Linked DNA regions of Homo sapiens: all the other regions are linked to region 3. The links are chromatin contacts, found by Hi-C or POLR2A ChIA-PET in ENCODE. All regions are on one chromosome and are shown on one strand. Each heading gives the region's core, a stretch centred on a gene start or an enhancer-like site at or near the end of the contact. The rest is flanking DNA. Distances are from core to core; before and after follow the strand shown. Region 1 holds the start of ZMIZ1 (zinc finger MIZ-type containing 1). Region 2 overlaps ZMIZ1 (zinc finger MIZ-type containing 1). Region 3 overlaps LOC107984245 (a long non-coding RNA gene).

Region 1 (3,051 bases), core at 444-2,943, 610 kb before region 3:
TGACCTGCTGGAGGGACGAGGTGGGAAGGGAAGGCAGAGAAGGAAAAAGTTTGCTGCAGGTAGAGGGGTAGGGCTGGGCGGCAGTGCCGACCGGCTGTCCCCGGGGAGGGGTGGGGGGCCCGGACCGGCTGCCCTGGCGCGCTCCCGTCCGCCCGCCCTCCCGCCCGGGTTGTTTACATTCCTGGAGTGTCTTTTAAACCCGGGGCTGAGGCCGGCTCCCGGCCTTCTCCGGCGGCTCCGGGGCAGTCTCCCGTGAAAATCTGCTGGCGCACAATGGCCGGGAAGGCGGCCGCCCCTCGCCCGCGCCCCCACCGCTCCAGGGCGGGGAGCCTGCCCTCCGCACCGCGCCCTATCCCCGCCCGGCCGGCTTCCTGGACAGATGTCCCCAGCGAGGGGGCGACGCGCGCCCGCTGCCCGCGCCCTAGACGCCGAGGCCGCGCTCCCCACTGTTTTTTCCCCAGCCCAGACGCCAGGAATGTGAAGCAAGCTTCCAGAACCCGCCTCCCCCCCCCGACCCCGGCTCCAGCCCCGGCCCCCCAACCTCCGCCCCGGCTGGCCTCCCACTCCCCCGGGGCCACCGCCGCCGGAGACGGAGAGGAAGAAAGAACACGGGGAAATTACTTTCGTATTTGCAACGCGCGCGCGCACACACACGCACATCTTCCCCCTGGGCTCCCCTCCTGGCCGGGGCAGCCCCGTCCAGGCACTGGCCTGAGCGCCCCTCTGGCTTGCGAAGCCCTGGGAGAAAACCCTGCACACACACCTCCGCGTTTCTCGTTTGTACCGCGCGCCAGCTTTCCCCGGGCAATTCCCACACAAACAACTTAACCGCGCCCCCACCTCCCATTTACAAAAGTGTATGTTTTCCCTGGAAATTCAGACGCACAAGTTAACACCACCACCCCTTGCCATCCTGAAATCCAGCGCTTTCCCCAGCGGTTCCTGTACACACACAGGCGCACAACTTCGCATCTCCCCAGAGGAGGCGAAGGAGACCGAGGCGGTCCTTCCCTCCCTCCTCCGATTCCCGGTCCTGCCCGGCCCCCGGGTGTAGGGAGCGAGGGCTGGAGGCGCGCCGGCAGGAGGCGGGCACCGGGTCCGCGCGCGCACGACCACACTTACGCCCCGCACACCCTGACAAACCCGGCCCCCACGCGCAGCCCAAGCCGGCTCCGCGCAGCCGGGAGCTCGCCGGCCGCCGGGCCTCGGCCCCCGGCCGCCAAGGAGAGCGGAGCGGAGCCCGCGCCGCCGGCCGGTCGCCCCGCTCCGGGGGACACTTTAAGGGAAAAACCCCAGCACCCAATCCCCACGCTTGCACCCCGAGAGTCCCCGGGGAGCGGGAGGTAGCCCCGGAGCCAGCGGGCGCCTGGCTCTGGCCCCAAACTTACCGGGCGCTGCGAGCGCCGCTGCCGCCGCTGGAGGACGCGCCGCCGCCACCGCCGGGTAGGGCAGGCTCGGGCCGGGAGGAGCGCAGCGAGGGCGCCGAGATCCGCTCGGCTCCGGCTCCTGCTCCGCGCCGGCTGGGGCTGGGGTCACCGCGCTGCGCCGGCGTTGCTCGCTCGCTCGGCCGCCCGATCGCTGCTCGCCCGCCTGCCGCCCGGCCGCCCGCTCTCCCCGGCGCCCGCCGCCGCCGCTCGCTTTTTTAATGTCCACAGACAGTGAAAAGGAACTCGGCGTTAGGGGGTGAGTAAGTGAATCAACTCGCCCGGAGCCGAGCAAGTTGAAGTGTCAGATTACATTGGCTATTCTATTTCCAAAGGGCCCCGCGCCGCCGGCCGCCCGCAAAAGCCGGTGCGGAGTCAGGCCGGAGTGGAGCGCCGCGCCGCGCCGCCGCCGCTGCCGGCGCTCGGCTTGGCTCGCGCTCTGCGCTCTCTTTCCCCTTTCCTTTTCGCCTCTCCTCGTTCTCTCCCTCGCCTTTCCTTTCCTTTCTCTTCCTCTCTTCCTCGCTCCTCGGTCTCGGCGCTCTCCCAGCTTTTCTTCTCCTGGCTCCTGGTTCCCCGCTACGCCACCAGTCCACTCACCTCTCTCCTTGCCCTACTCCCTCCGCTACTCCCTGACGCCCCCTGCAGCCCCCAGCCCCCCTGCAGGCCCCAGCCCCAGTAAGTTTGGAGAGGGGAACAAATGCTGAGCCTAGGTAGGGACCACCTTGGGGAGGAAGCCAAAATCACACTGCTCACCCGAGAGCCCCTGCCCCGCGCTGGCACGCCCCCGCCTGGAGTGCACTCGTGGCCCCGGGCGCTGTCAGGTACCCGAATTGGGGTAAGCGAGTTGGTAACTGGACCTCCAAAGCCTTCCCCTGGGGTTGACTTTGGAATTGTTCCTACAGCCCGGGGACTGGTGGTTGGGGTGGGAAGAGGACCACCACCACCAAGGGTGACTTTGAGGGAGACTAGAGCGCGGCCCCCCGACAGCTGTGGGGGAGCGGGGGTGTGGTGGCCACAGTTGATCCGCGGCACCTAGCACAGTCCAGAGACGCGTGGATTCCCCTAGGCCCGGCGCGGAGCGCCCGGGGCGCTGTGCGCGCGGGCTGCGTGGGAGCTGCTAGGCTGGGGCCTGGCCCTCTGCCCCGGACTGGGCACTGCCAGAGATAGCGGAGAGCTAAGGTACTCACGAGGCGCAGTTGGGTGCACCCACTCGCGGGAGTTCCCCTAGCCGACCCACCCCCCCCCCCCGAGAGCATCCAACTACGCGCCCACTTTGGCTCACGTCCACTGCCACTCTCACGGAAACTCCTACAAGAACGGCACACACGTTCGCTCCCTCAGCATTGCAAACACGCTCCCCCCCAAACCACAAACGCGCCCCCACACACTCGCTTACTTTCCCTCACAAAGATGCCCGCTTACACGGCCACAGCAGGCACGCTCAGAGACACGCAGTTACACACACACATCGCTGTACACAACCCCACATACAATCAAAAAACAAAACACGAAACGTTCCCCTGGGCACTAAATCCTCACGTTAACGTACACACACAAACACACGCCCTCCTCTCCCACTTCCTCTTCCATACCCCTTCCTCGAGGCCCCCCACCCCTGATTTTCGGC
Region 2 (3,231 bases), core at 634-3,133, 700 kb before region 3:
CTCCTGAGGTCGCACAGCTAATAAGCAGCCCACAGGAACACAGCCGGGATGTGAGTAAGCAGCCCATCCCCACTCACAGTCTGCCCGCTATGCGGCAACCAGCCGGAGAGCCTGAACCCTGCCCAGCCCTGGGAGCTGCTCAGCAGCCCTGCTCAGGGCCAGACGGCGCCGGGCACCCCTCATGCTGCGAAAGGGGGGCTCAGGAACCAGGAGCCTGTGCCATGCTGTGCACACCCACCACAGCTCTGCTGGTGCCTTAGCCGAGGCCCACAGCCTGTGTGGGCTTGGCCTCCTGGGGAGTTCAGGGAGAAGAGAGGGCAGGAGACGAGGTGTAGCCCCGTTTGCTCCCAGCCTGGTCAGACCGCAAGGATAAACCACGAGGGGCTGGAGGGGAGCGCTCTTTTGTGGAAAGGCCTTGGTGCCACGGAGTGAGTGCAGCCTGAGCCTCAAGGCCAGTGGAAGCCCACCCAATCTCCCCATGAGGCAGGGACCCCAATGCTCAGATAGCTCTCCCAGGCACCCTCAGCACAGCACTCTCACTTCTGGGGTGTGTGAGACCCTGACCACACGGCAGCTTCTCACTGCGAGGCCAGAAAGGGCAGCGTGCCGACAGCAGCCTGAAACACCCCTCACTCTCACAGTGCATCTGAAGCTCCCGGGGGAGGGGAGGCCAGGACTCACTCCTGCTTTGCAGAACATGACACTGAGAAGGATGGGGCTGCCAGAGGTGTCCAGCTGGAAAGTGACAAGGCTGAGTCTCAGACAAGGCAGATGTCACTTGGGGGTAGGGACTGTCCTGGGACTAAGAGGGGTTCCCCCCATCATATCTACCTTCCCAGCCCCACCTCCAGGGATCCCTGGGAGGACCTGGGTGTGGGCTGGGGTGGAGGCACTCGGTCATGTTGACCCGGGGCTGAGTCTGACCCAGAGAGATGCAGGATCAGTCAATCCAGGATGCCTGGAGGGCAGTGGTGCCCGAAATTTAGGACCAGGGGTGGCTCCAGGGCTGCGGCTAAGTAGCCAGTTGCTCTCTACAGCTGCTAAGGCTTGGGAGTCCACACTTGGGGCTGAAGCCCTGGCCCTGGCCTCAAGGGTTAGGGCAAGAGTGGGTAGAATTGGGTTTGAACACTTGCTGGGTGACCTTGAGCAAGTCACTAGGCTTCTCTAAGCCCCCAGCTCCTCTCTAAGCAGGGGCCGACCGCCCTCCATTGGCTCTCACCAGAGAAGGCTCCAGGTTGCACTGGGGGAGGGGGCAGATGGCCCTGGGTGCTGTGCTGGGCAGGGGTTACACCAGGGCACCCTCAACCTGGAGTTCAGGGCTTCCATCACCAGGCCTCAGCTCTTCATGCTTGCTGCTGACCACACACGTGCCTTGGCCCTGATAGCTGTGAGGCCTTAACAAGATACGGGGTGTGCAGATGCAGACACCAAGGAGTTAAAAGCTCAGCCCATGGTGCCCATCCAAATCAGGGTAATTGCTCAAGGTTATAAGTGGCCAAGTGGGGATCAGAACGGTGGTCACAAGGGTGTCCACCCACATCTGGTCCAACCCGCCGCTCCCCTGGCCAAGCTGGCGGAACCAGCTCCCGCTACACTGATCCTCAGGCGCCTGAGCTGTTCTACTGTCATTTTACAGATGTGCCAAACAGCTGCTGGTCAGGCAACAGGCAGACTCTTGGGGTGACAGGGGATTCCCCAACTTGGAGAACCCCACCGCCACACACATCCCCTTACATGACCCCAGGGACAGGCCCCTGTCCTCCCCTGGCGGGCCAGTGCTGGCTCCAGGAGCAAGGCAAATATTTACCCCATGGTTATCCAAATGGGGCTGGCTGCCCCGCCTCCTGCATTCCTGAAATACCTGTTCCCTGACCTCACCAAGCTGGGGGTGGGGATCCAGACACAGGGAAGAGCCAGACCCAGCCTGGGCCAGGGTGCAGGCCAAGGCCCACGGGCCAGAAGGATGAAGCAGCCCTAAATCACCCCTCCAGCCATGCACCCACCAGAGGAGGCTCCAGGGTGCTCTGGACATTGAGCTGGACATTGGCCGGAGCAAGGACCTCCCCATGGACAACAAGGGGAGAGGGTCACACTGCCCCAGGGTTCTGTGGCACCAATGCCACCTCAGAGCTCCTGTCATTAGGCCTCAGCTGTTCACACTTGCTGCCAACTGACCACACACACACACACACACACACACACACACACACCCCTTATGCCTGCAGAGAGAACCATTCAACCTGCTCAAACGTGGTAGATTCTCCCACCTGCCAGGCTCCTTCCTCAATAACCCTGGTAGCTCTCACTGCCCCACTCCATCACTCCATCCTCAGCACAATCCTGTCACCAGGGAGCTGTAAGGTCCCACTTTACAGAGGAAGAAATCGCTCAGCAGAGAGCAAAGGCCACACATCACACAGTGGCAGAACAGGAGCCGCAGTCCCCTACATGGCGCCTTGTGCAGCTCTACGTCTCGTCACTGTCCTTTGGAACCCTATCCATCCTTCAATGCTCAAAGAGCCACCTCCTCCATGCTGCCTTCTCTGAGAGCCACCTCCAAGGTACCCTCCCTGAACTTCCAGACATGCTGGTGTTTCTTTTCGCTTGCATAATTAAAATTAGGTGCCTGTTTATCTCTTCAGCCTCGAGGCCCATAAGGACAGGGACCTGGTAGTCCTCATTCCAGGCACAGCAGAGCTGAACCCAGGGACTTGGTGCTCTGGGAGAACTGCATATCCTCTCAATCTTTTCACCGAAGAGCAGTAACTACAGTTGGCCTCAAGGAACAGAAATGAATGAGGACCTAGGAAGCTGGTAGTTTGGGGTCTGCGGGAAGTCCTGGGCGGGGCTGCCCAAGAGTCCCGAGGTACGCTTGGTTCAATCATCCTGTCGATCTTTACCTCCTGTGAGGAGGCTCCAGGATGCCCTCCAGCAGACAGTAGGCACTGTCTTCCGAAGCCCAGCCCTGGAAGCCCAGCCTGCCTGCTGGGCCTGCTTTCCGCTCCTTGCCACATGCCCCTCGGCTCCCTCACCTTTCTCTCTCCCATGGGGAAGGCTCGAAAGTGGCCAGGGAAGGGCGGACAGGCAGCTCTGGGCTGACCTGCTGGGAAGGCAGGAACACCAGGTGAGAAAAGTGCAGGCCTGGCAAGCTGAGATCGTGGGAAGTCGTGGCTGGTACCTGCTGCTGGGCCCTCAGGACGCCTCCATGTGTGGGAAGTTCCTGTGGCCAGA
Region 3 (3,420 bases), core at 88-2,587:
GATCATGAGCAGATGAAGTCTAGAAAGGGGGAAATTGGTCCACAGAACACAGTGGGTCAATGAGGGACTTAGAACGAAAACTCGAGTCTTGGGTTCCCAGGCCAGACCTCCTTTCACTGCACCAGGGATTTCAAAGTGGGATCCACAGATGTACTGTCAGGGGCCCTTGAGTGATATGAGAGTCTTTTTTTATTCTGATATTTTCATTTTAAAAATTGAAAAATATCAGTGAGACCCTATTGGGGTTGTGTGTGGATGATCATATTATCACCAACTAATGCTTCAGGAATGCAGAGTTCACATTTGCATTTGGGTTTACTATCATGTTTTTGCAAAATGAAGGCCAAATGACTTCATGGACTGCTGTACAAACAAAGGTTTAGCAATTGTTCAAACAGAGATAAGTGGAGGGAGGATTGAGTCATCAAACAGAACAGGGGACACAGACATGCCACAAATAAGCTGCTCTGCATTGAAGCTGGTAGAATTGTAGTCACTGTTTTGCAAGCAGGTGCCTGAGTGAATGCCACCTTGGTTTGCAACAACTTGCAAGACAACACTAGCAGCTGGAAATGGTAAATGGTATATAGTCTTACTAAATGGTACATATTTCTATATATTTTAAATTATTATATTTTGAAGTGCTCTATTAAGTTGATCGCTTCATCAAAATTCTAGGTCTGTGTTTAGAAGTGTGTTCATTGTAATACATGAAAAATATAATAATATTGATAATAACTCTAATGATGGTCTAGCATGTCCAAACATCAAAATGATCTAGTTGATAACAAGCGGAACTTAAATGGGAATGTATCCTTCTATTATTAAACCCAACGTTGGTTGTTTTACTTTCAGCAAAACATCATCTGTCACATTAAATTAATGCCATTAATTTGAATTTTAATGGTTTTGTAGCTTTATTTGCATTTAATTTGTAATTGTGTTTTGGTTTTACAGCTGTGTAAGAGCTAAAAGCATAAGAGATTTATACTTACTTTTATGTTTGTATATATTTAAGTAACAATATGATCAAAATAATTCTTATCAACACTGGGGGTCTGCAATGATAGCTTTCCCTTTAGAAGGCATGTTTTAGTCAACTTTAGGAATCACTGAGACTGCGCCACAGCACACTGCTCAATGCACAAGAGGGATTGCATTTGAACAGTACTAGGTGGGATTGGATCCAGCCCAGTATGTTGTGGGAAGGGCATGTGGGGAAAAAATTCCCCTGGGAATTTAGGTCCAGGCTTTTCAAAGTGCTGGGTTACTTAGTCACCATCTCAGATGACTCAGGGACCCCAATCAGCTACCAATATCTTTTGGCTCTCTTTCTGCTGTTCCTTTACCAAACAATTTCGTGTAATTCGGTGATAAGCCACTGAGAGTTCAGACAGAGATTCTTAACCTGAATCCTATAACAAACTTCGCTGGAGGAGAAACCCACAGCCTTCACCAGAGTGTCACCCGCATGCTTCCAGCATCCTCAGAGGATGGGGCCAGCCCCAAAATGCTGTGGGGGCAAGGGCTGGTGTGTCCCTGGACCTGACTCTGCAGCAGGCACTTTTTTCCTTGCCTTCCACTCCCACGTAAAAGCCGGCAGAGGAAAGAGACTGGAAAAGGCTGGGTCACTTCCCTGAGATGCACAGCTGGGTAAGTAACTGAGCAGGAACTTGAACTTGGGTCCACAGGACTCCAGAGCCTGGGCTCTCTCTGGCCTAGTAGCTGTACGTGAAGGGAGAGGAAAACAGAGCCCATGCCCCTTGTGCTCAGGGAGTTTCCAATCTCTTACATCTAGGACTTGTTCTCCTAAGGGACTGGATAGGAGTGGGACTCCTTCCACTGAAACCCCAAAGCCCAGGACAATGGGTGTCAAATGCCCCTACCATCCAAGGGGTATAGCTACCAGGTTCCTTCCTCCTGGATTTGTTAAGAGGCTTCTACACTGCCTGCTCCTCACCTCCTCAGTCCACATCCACCCTGCTTAAGCAGAAGAAAGAGAATTGATGTGAATGTGGAGGAAACTTTACGTAAAATACTGTGACTCGGCTGCTCCGTGCACTCCTGTAAGCTACTAGCAGGGGCTCCAGAGAACCTCTTGCAGAGATTGGGGTGCCTGTACAGAGAGAAGACTCATGCTTCCTTCCCCAGTTGGAGGCCCATTGCACTGCAGAAACTCCAAGCCCACCATGAGGCACAGAAATTTCCAGAAGAGTTTATCACATGTCCCCTGGGTTGTGGGGGAAGGGGGTGGGGACTTAGAGTAGGAACTGAACCTGTCCCACCTTAGAACTCAGGACAGGAGGCTGGCCGGAGTGGGGTGAGGCCAAGGGCAGCTGCAGCAGCCTGCAGGCCCGCCTTTGCCCTGGAAAGAGAATGTGAGCTTCTCCAGGGCTGAAAAGAGGCCATAGAAGGCGAGCAGTTTCTGGCACTGTGATGGGGACCCACCCCGGGGGTCACAGAGGAGGGTCCACAGAACACCCAGCACTGGGGTACCTGCCTTGACAGAGACTTTGAAAGCCTCTCCTTGAACTGAGGTGGCAGCAGTGGCCATCCAAAAAGAGAGGGTCTGCTTTTCTCCAGCTCCTCACTTTGCCTGGCCCCGGGGAAAGCAGGACGAAGGTGGATGCATTCATTTCCTAGAGCTGCCGAACAAACCCTACAGACTCAGAGGCTTAAGACAATTGAATTTGTTGGCTCACAGTTCTAGAGACCAGAAGTCCTAAGTCAGGGTGTGGGCAGGGCCGCGCTTCCCCTAACGGGCCCAGGGGATGATCTTTCTGGCCCATTCAATCTCCCGGCTCAGAGATGCGTGCTCCAGTCCCACAGCTGGCTGCTCCCCACTCATCTCCAAGTTGTCTCCCTCTCTGCTTGTCGGTCTCCCTGTCCAAATTCCCCACCATCCACCCCCCCATTTTTTTGTTGTTTTTTTGTTTTTTGTTTTTGAGATGAAGTCTCACTCTGTAGCCCAGGCTGGAGTGCAGTGGCATGATCTTCACTCACTGCAACCTGCTCCTCCCAGGTTCAAGCGATTCTCCTGCCTCAGCCTCCTGAGTAGCTGGGGTTATAGGCACGTTCCACCACACCTGGCTAATTTTTGTACTGTTAGTAGAGATGGGGTTTCACCATGTTGGCCAGGCTGGTCTTGAACTCCTGACCTCGTGATCCACCTGTCTCAGCCTCCCAAAGTGCTGGGATTATAGGTGTGAGCCACCTCGCCCTGCCCAAATTTTCCCTTTTTATAAGGAAACATCATATTGGATTAGAGCCTCATTTTAATTGGATCACTTCTGTAAAGACTATTTCCAAATAAGGTCATACTCTGAGTCCCTGGGGGTTAGGACTTTAGCATCTGTTTTTGGGGAGGACATAAAGGAAGAGTAAGAAAGAACTGACCACAACCCATCCCTGGGCCACCGC

Evidence for each region. A loop is a pair of places that touch in the nucleus more often than their neighbours do. ChIA-PET counts read pairs that join two places held with the same protein, here RNA polymerase II (POLR2A). Pooled maps may share reads with other maps.
Region 1: a map of PC-3 shows a loop between it and region 3 (5-fold over the local background). The contact joins the promoter of ZMIZ1 here to the enhancer-like site in region 3. A Hi-C loop is called at or near these places in 3 of 168 maps with a recorded cell type or tissue (DLD1, PC-3 and endothelial cell of umbilical vein) and 2 of 50 pooled maps. POLR2A ChIA-PET finds 5 or more read pairs at or near these places in 2 of 52 experiments (BJ and Caco-2).
Region 2: a loop to region 3 is called in a map of PC-3, with 2.9 times the contacts of the local background. The contact joins two enhancer-like sites. A Hi-C loop is called at or near these places in 1 of 168 maps with a recorded cell type or tissue (PC-3). POLR2A ChIA-PET finds 5 or more read pairs at or near these places in 1 of 52 experiments (HepG2).

Annotation. Positions count from the first base shown.
Region 1 is chr10:79,067,608-79,070,658 of GRCh38, reverse strand. ZMIZ1 (zinc finger MIZ-type containing 1) reads right to left here and starts at 1,693. Exons shown (of 25, transcript NM_020338.4): 1 at 1,389-1,693. RefSeq lists enhancers at 683-732, 1,934-2,779, silencers at 933-1,912, 2,173-2,242, 3,043-3,051 and a cis regulatory region at 1,375-2,060.
Region 2 is chr10:79,156,348-79,159,578 of GRCh38, reverse strand. The region is part of intron 3 of ZMIZ1 (zinc finger MIZ-type containing 1); the gene reads right to left. Among named protein-coding and RNA genes, the nearest start is that of ZMIZ1, 89 kb to the right of the region's middle. RefSeq lists enhancers at 1-813, 1,729-1,873, 2,516-3,231 and a cis regulatory region at 1,795-1,808. Within about 2 kb of position 1,883, at least 28 of the 41 ENCODE cell types and tissues checked have a DNase peak (open chromatin) inside an H3K27ac peak, as active enhancers do.
Region 3 is chr10:78,456,153-78,459,572 of GRCh38, reverse strand. It overlaps LOC107984245 (a long non-coding RNA gene), which reads left to right. Exons shown (of 3, transcript XR_001747513.2): 1 at 1-1,653. Among named protein-coding and RNA genes, the nearest start is that of LINC00595, 190 kb to the right of the region's middle. Within about 2 kb of position 1,337, at least 2 of the 41 ENCODE cell types and tissues checked have a DNase peak (open chromatin) inside an H3K27ac peak, as active enhancers do; they include PC-3 and endothelial cell of umbilical vein, where a contact is called at or near this core.